Regions from separate parts of the Homo sapiens genome. Here region 2 is linked to region 1. The links are chromatin contacts, found by Hi-C or POLR2A ChIA-PET in ENCODE. All regions are on one chromosome and are shown on one strand. Each heading gives the region's core, a stretch centred on a gene start or an enhancer-like site at or near the end of the contact. The rest is flanking DNA. Distances are from core to core; before and after follow the strand shown.

Region 1 (3,391 bases), core at 423-2,922:
CCCTAGCACCTTGGACAGTGCTATGTAAGCAGGTGGTGCTCAATAAATATTTGTAGAATAAGTGAATGCCTATATGGTAGACAGTGTACTGATTTCTCACTAGCACAGTGACTCAAGCATGACAGGTACTCAATAATTATTAATCGAATAAATGAGTGAACTGTCAGTATCTAGGTGACTAGTGAGAGAAGACTGAAATCTGAGCGAGATTGTTAAGCCCTGTCTGCTTCAGTTAAACAGGTGGGAAAAATAACGATGGAATTTCAGATAGGATGGTATCTGAATTAACTCTTTTATACCCTTGCCATGTGACATCCAACACTGAACCTTTTCTGTCATGAAGATTTTTTAAAATTTCCACTGTCGTGATAGGGTTTGGATTGAATTCCCTGATGTGTCCTGCTTTGGATGTTGTGTACAGGTATACACAGCAGGGAGTAGGGAAGAAGGTGAGTAGCATCCATTCTGGCAAACCTTATGAGAAGGACATCCCAGGCTGCTTGAAAAGCTGTTAATCCCTAAGCAGTGGTTTTGGCTGATGCTTTTCAGGGACCTCCACCTCCTTTCCCCGCCTCTGATCACCTGCCAACATACACCTGACACTCACAACGATTTTTAACCTGGGCCTGGAAACTTGACCCTCCTTCTTGCATGGCTTTGTCTGCTGGGAGGTTGGATTCAGTGCCCTTGCCACACAACTAGGCCCTGACTGAATACAGTCTGCAGCGGTTCATAGAGAAAGGCATCTGTCTCCTCTCTCTATGAACACTGGGGAAGGGTAACATTTAATATGGACGGCAGAAAAGTAACATTTATGGAGGCAAACTGGGCAGCTGGGAGCACCGGGGAGGCTGCACAAGGCAGAGGCAGGTGTCCTATTCTTTAGACTGAGGGGGTTGATCGGGCTCACACTCCATGGGGACAGCTCACTACACATTGTAGCTTTACCTCCCCACAAGCTTCTTTACCTGCCCCGAACAGCTCCCTCACCAGCCAGTGGTACTCCCTTCCCTTTGCCTGTCCCAAAACCTCTGCCATTAGAGCCATCCTTTTAGGTTAGGAAACAAATCAGACACTGGCTTTGGAAGGCCACTGCTAACTATACCTTTGATGTCTGGCGCCTGTGGGGGTGGTGTGGGGGAGGCTGTACATTTTCTTGGAGTCTTCCCATACCGGTACACAGGCAGGCAGAGCCCTGGGGGTATTTTTCAGCCTCCTCCAGCTGGATTTGAAAGGAGGCCATGGAATCTAGTTTCACTGATCTGAACCATGAGCCGTGCTGAGCCCGTCTTCCTGGCTGTGGGACCGTCGTGGGGCTCAGGGTCAATGGGGAGCCTCCAGACATCTTCAGGGTAGGCAGAGCAACTCTGCAACCTGGAGCTGCTTCCTGGAGGGGGGTGCAGAAACAGATGGTAAAAACCCAGGGTCCTCGGACCCTGCAGGTGTGCAAGGGCATGGAGCTACACCCATCTCGGGTTACTGCAGTATGAGCTACACCCATCTCGGGTTACTGCAGTCTAACTGGCATTACTGCAGAGCTGTGTTCCCTCTGGTGCAGGTGGCATGGATGCTCTGCAGTACCCAGCAAAGGTGCACTGGGCAGCCTCCACTCTCCCTGCGTAGCTGAGAGCTCTGCAGTGGGGGTGCAGGCCAACTCCAGGCTGGCTGCCAACAGGCTCTAACAGACTGCGTCACAGCACAGACCTCCTGTCTGCAGGCAAGGGAGGAGCAGACAGCAAGGCCAGGAACTTGAAATGCGTCTCTGGAGCCCCTTCATTCCTCTTTCCCAAGCCCCTCTGGGCCATTTCACGTGGTGGCTGGGGTTCCTCATTCCTTTTCCCTTCCTCTACCCTGCCCCTTTTACTCCCACTTACCACACTGCAACATTTATGTCCTTGGTGGCTCCTCATGCCAACTTTCAAACAAAGTTACACAGTGCATGCCCTTAGGACACTGCTCTCTAGAGAGAGGCAGGCTGGTTGGCCTGATAAAGCGTTAGGAGTGCCAGTGGGTATCAGTGTGAAATAATGGAAATATCTGTGTTCAGAAAATCAACAGAGCCTCCACCTAGAGACCTTCCCCTGGCAGAGAACCAGCAAGGTGCCCTTGGCACATCAAATTCACCTTTCCGCGTCATATTTCCCTATCTGTAAAATGAGAACAATTATTCCTCCTCTCTCTGTTTATAGAGTTTTGTATAAAGTATCAGTGGGATAATACACGGCTTCACAAACTTTAACATGCCCGGGAATTACTTGGGGATCTTTTAAAAATGCAGATCCTGATTCCAGGTCTGGGGTGGGGCCCGAGATTCTGCATTTCTTACAAACTCCTAGGTAATGGATGCAAGTAGTGGGGAGGCCACTCTGGGTAGTGGGGGAGCTAATAAATAAAGGATAATCTGAACATTGTGAAGGACCAGCAAAGGTAACATTTAAATTCTTTTATGTATTTACCCTTCTAAAAGGCATATTTGTATCTCTAAAGGAATCTTCACGTCTTTACTTCCAATGAATGTCATTTTAGGCACTTCAGATAGCCACTAGAGACAAAACGTGAAGTTAGGAAGAACTGATATCATTTCTGTAGTCACTGGAGCTACCTTCTTCTTTCTCTCCCTTTTCCTCCTCTTGCCCTCCCTCCTAGAGTGGGCTTTGAATTCAGGGGCAGATTCTTACTGAGCCTGGGAAAGGGGGACCAAGGGTGTCGGGTCATTACTCAAACCAGTTGATGAACAAAGGAGGGATTGATTAAAAGCCACAGGTTTAGCAAGAGAAAGAGAACATGTGTGCACCAAAAGACATGTACAAGAATGTTCATAACAGCCCTATTCATAAAGTCAAAATGTCTAATAACAGTAGACCAGAATAAATTGTAGTATATTCATAAAATGGAATATTACAGAATGATAAAAAAGAACATCTTACTATAACATGCACCTCCATGTAAGAATTCTATAGGCAAAATGATGAGCAGAAAAAAAAAACAGAGTTGAGGGCACATACTGCATGATTTCATTTATATGAAGTTCAAAAACAGGCAAAACTAGTTTGCAGTGGTAGAAGTTAGAAGAGGGGTTGCCTCTGAAGAAGAAGAGTTGACCAAGAACGGGCACAAGGGAGACTTCCGGGTGCTACAAAGCCTTTCGTGTTGATCTGGGAGCTTACACCACCAATTCACCAGGCTTGACTCTTAAGATCTGTGCAATGTACTGTTCTGCGTTTGCATTTGTTTTGCTTTTTTTAGTTTTGCTTTTTTGAGACAGGGTCTCACTCTGTTGTCCAGGTTAGAGTGCAGTGGCATGATCACAGCTCACTGCAGCCTCGAACTCCTGGGCTCAAGGGATCCTCCCACCTCAGCCTCCTGAGTAGCTGGGTCCACAGGCGTATGC
Region 2 (3,902 bases), core at 593-3,092, 39 kb after region 1:
TAGAGCTGAAGCGACCCATCATCACTTTGGCTGGGACAGTTGTTTGCTCTCAACTCATGCTGATAATTGTTAAATTCCAAAGACAACTAGGAACATCCCTTTGCATTTTTTTTTTTCCTGAGCTATAGGACAACTTAATACAATGCCATCTAGTGTTCCAACCTCTGCCAGCAAGAGAACTGAGGCATCATCCAAAATACAGTAAACAGTCTTAAAAAAAGAAAAAAAGATGTTTTGACTAAAATAACATAAATCTGAAACTTGAGTTTTTTTTTTTCTTTTTAATCACCATCACAGTGAAGGATATGTTGTAGGTGGTGCCCTACTCATATCCTCCTTCCCTTTTATCCTCTTTGTCTAACCGCTGCAGGGCACAACGGTCCAGCTAAGCTAGCTGCATCTGCTTTTCTTTTTTTATTTTTTTGTCAAGGTCTTGCTCTGACCTCTTAAGCCACATTGCCCAGAGTGGAGGGCTGAAATTACAGGGAATTTCTGTGCTCTGAGAGCAGCCTCAGTAAATGACTGATACGGATTGTATTAGTGTGTTCGTGCATTGAGAAATATCTGAGACTGGGTAATTTGTAAAGAAAAGAGGTTTAATGGATTCACAGTTCTGCGGGCTGTACAGCAAGCATAATGGCTTCTGCTTCTGAGGACACCTCAGGAAGTTTCCAATCACGGTGGAAGAGGAAGGAGGTATAAGATGTCTCACACGGCAGGAGTAGGAGCAAGAGAAAGTTGGAGTGAGGGAGGTGCTATATACTTTTAAACAACTAGATCTCATTAGAACTCACTCATTATCATGGGAGCAGCACCACGGGGATGCTAAGCCATTCATGAGGAATCCACCACTGTGATCCCATCACATCCCACCAGGATCCAGGATCCATCTCCATCATCGGGGATTGCAATTCAATGTGAGTTTTGGGCAGGGACCCAGATCCAAACCATATCATGGATTGATGTATAAACATCCTGGCGTCCTCCTTTAGGTAGGATGATGATGAGGCCTGTGTCCTGCACCAGCTTCCAGAGTTCTCCAGTGGAATTATACTCCAGCTGCCCAGAGCGCCAGCCGACTTGGCTTTGCACCCTTTACTGGCTGCTGCTTCTCTGTGTCTCCATTTTTCTCTCCCCTACCGGTATTTCCTTTCCTTTCCAAGTAAACCATTTGCTTTGGAATCTTTGTCTCAGACTTTCCTAAACTAAGAAGACCTCTCTGTCGTAGATTGCAAAAATGGCCACAAACCTTCCGCCTCTCTACATCCTTATACTGTAAAGTTACAGTTCCTTTCATTAAGAAGTGGGCTCACCTTGGGTCTTGCTTTGGCCAGTAGAGTATGGAGGAAGTGATGATATGCCAGTTCCAAGTCTAGGCTTCAAGGGATCTTAAGCATTTCTCCTTTTTCTCAGAGACTTGTGAGCAAGAATATGGTTGTCGTTTAAAGCAACTAAGTTTTGGGTGATTTGTCATGCAGCAGGACTGATACAACTCCCACCCCAAGCACATTTTTGATATCCTCTTGTGTGTTCATTCCCTTGAATAAGAGTATTGTTTTCTCTAAAGAAAAGCATCTTTTCAGGCACAGAGAAGTTGATTGACCTTCTCAGATTTGCTCAGGAGAATCTGGGTGCCAGTTGTTGGCAGTATCCTGGTATATTCCTTAGCCCCAGGGCCTCTATGCTGACTCACCTTGTCTGGGTTTGCTTGCTAGCTGCTGCATTTTCTCTCTGCTACAGTGGCCAGCACAGCTGCTGTTTTTTTCCAAAGCCCTCTTTCACAGAGCTGTTAGGTAGGAGGCCACTGCGTTTCCATGATTGTGCGGATGACATATGTGTCTGACAGGGATTCTAGCACCTCAAAGCTGGCCTGGGATGGAGAGCTCACCAAAAATACTGCAGTTGCTGGATGCCAGGGAATTTATTGAGCTTTGGAGCCAGCAGGATGCAGAGTAAACAGCATAGAAATAGAGTGAGTCAGGATGCTTAATCCTGACTTTGCCTCTTGGCTAATTGTATGGCCTTGAGTGGGACCCTTGACCTGCATTTCTTTAATTGAGACAAGGTAGCCTCTGAAGTCCCTTTCAGCTCTAAAATGCTAGAATTCAAGGACCGAATAGGGCTTTATAAAAATGAAATGCCAGAAAGCATGGAGTTAGTTGTCTAATTAGAGGAAGTTCTGATAGGCTAGAACACTGGTTCTCAAAGTGGGGTCCCTAAACCTGCAGCATCGCAACATCACCTAGGAACTTGTTAGATCACAGCTCACTGCAGCCTCGAACTTCTCAGCTGAAGGGATCTTCCTCCCATGTAGATGGGACAACAGGCTCACACCACAATGCCTGGCTAATTTTTAAAAAGTTTTTGTAGAGATGGGGTCTCACTATATTGCCCAGGCTGGTCTCAAACTCCTGGCCTCGAGTGATACTCCTGCCTCGGCTTACCAAAGCACTGGGATTACAGGCATGAGCCACCATGCTGGGCCCAGAACTTGTTAGAAATGCAAATTTTCAGGCTCCACTCCAGACCCTCTGAAGCACTCTCTCAGCAGGTACTCATGTTCACATGAGAAAGAGGTAACCAGCTCTATTAGCAAAGGTAGATAATTAATTAACCAACTTATTCATGGATAACCTATTTCTGTGTGCAAGAAACTGTTTTATTCTTGGGGTGAAAGTAAAGGTGAAGGTGCACAGCTATTGTAAGAGAGTGTGAGAGTAGGGCCCAGCAATTTGTGTATTAACGAGCTCTTCAGGTGATTTGAATACAGGTTCAAGTTTGAGACTTACTGATCTAAAGCTGTGTTATTCCAAGTGTGGCTCACATCATCGGCATCATCTGGGAGCTGCCCGAAGAAGCAAAAGCTTAGCACTACCTCTTTAGAACTCCTGTGCCAGAATCTCCATTTAACAAGATTCCCAGTGATTTGAATGCACATAACAGCTGAGAAATCCTGGGTGCAGCCTCCATTCTTGGAGAGTGTAATCCAATAGAAAGGGGTTGGGGGGAGTGGCAGCAGGAGAGCAGAAATTTACATTTCTAAAAAGCTCCCAAACACGGCTGATGTTGCAGGTTCAGGGACCACTTTGAGTAACAAGGCTCTAGATTTTAGCCCAGGCTTAGAATCTTGAATATGGAAGGGTTTCAACCCAGAAGTTGGTTTCAGCTACACTGTACAGATGTGCAGGTTGTGCACTGCCAAATTCCAGAAGGCAACATTTGCATAGACTGAGTCAAGAACCTGAACCCCAAAGCTAAGAGGCAGGGGCTAGCTAAAGAGTGGGTTTTAGAGAGTGTTAGAATTGGGTTTGGATCCTAATCCTGCCACTTACTTAGTTGACCTTGGGAAATATATTTAACTCTGAGCCTCGATTTCCTCATCTGTAAAATGGAGATGAACATACCTGTGTCCCAATATAAGATACTCAACAGTAAGCACCCAGTAGAAGCCCAGATATTTGCAAATAGCTATTCTCTCTGGACTTTCCTTTCAACCAAGGGAAGAGTAGTTGTATAGGTTCCTTTCCTCCTTCAGTCTCATCCTGGCCAGTGGCCTAATCCCCTGGTCAGGCTGAAGGCCAGGTGAGTATCATGGGCTTTTCTTTAGAGCTCCCAGGGGTCAGATGAAGGTGATACCACCATAATGCAGACTGTTTCTATTTAGGAAAGCTTCCCATGGGTTTGTACAAATCAGTTCATAAAAATGACCAACACAGCCAGTTTCAAACCATGCCCTGAGTTCACGTGCTTACCAAAGTCATAAAAAACAGCAATAGTTTCTGGTCCCACCAAGGCTTTGATGCCCCTGGTGCCTGGAATCACTCAAAGGCTTTGCAGGGGAAGGCACTTTGGCCCACTGGACCTGGAAATCTTCGCTCTTCTGCATAAAGAACCCATTTAGA

Evidence for each region. Hi-C counts contacts between places; a loop is a spot of excess contacts on that map. ChIA-PET counts read pairs that join two places held with the same protein, here RNA polymerase II (POLR2A).
Region 2: a loop to region 1 is called in a map of heart right ventricle, with 2.0 times the contacts of the local background. The contact joins two enhancer-like sites. A Hi-C loop is called at or near these places in 1 of 168 maps with a recorded cell type or tissue (heart right ventricle). POLR2A ChIA-PET finds 5 or more read pairs at or near these places in 1 of 52 experiments (WTC11).

What each region holds. Positions count from the first base shown.
Region 1 is chr20:10,130,357-10,133,747 of GRCh38, reverse strand. All of the region lies in intron 2 of SNAP25-AS1 (SNAP25 antisense RNA 1), which reads left to right. Among named protein-coding and RNA genes, the nearest start is that of SNAP25, 87 kb to the left of the region's middle. Within about 2 kb of position 1,672, at least 3 of the 41 ENCODE cell types and tissues checked have a DNase peak (open chromatin) inside an H3K27ac peak, as active enhancers do.
Region 2 is chr20:10,091,236-10,095,137 of GRCh38, reverse strand. All of the region lies in intron 3 of SNAP25-AS1 (SNAP25 antisense RNA 1), which reads left to right. Among named protein-coding and RNA genes, the nearest start is that of ANKEF1, 58 kb to the right of the region's middle. Within about 2 kb of position 1,842, at least 4 of the 41 ENCODE cell types and tissues checked have a DNase peak (open chromatin) inside an H3K27ac peak, as active enhancers do.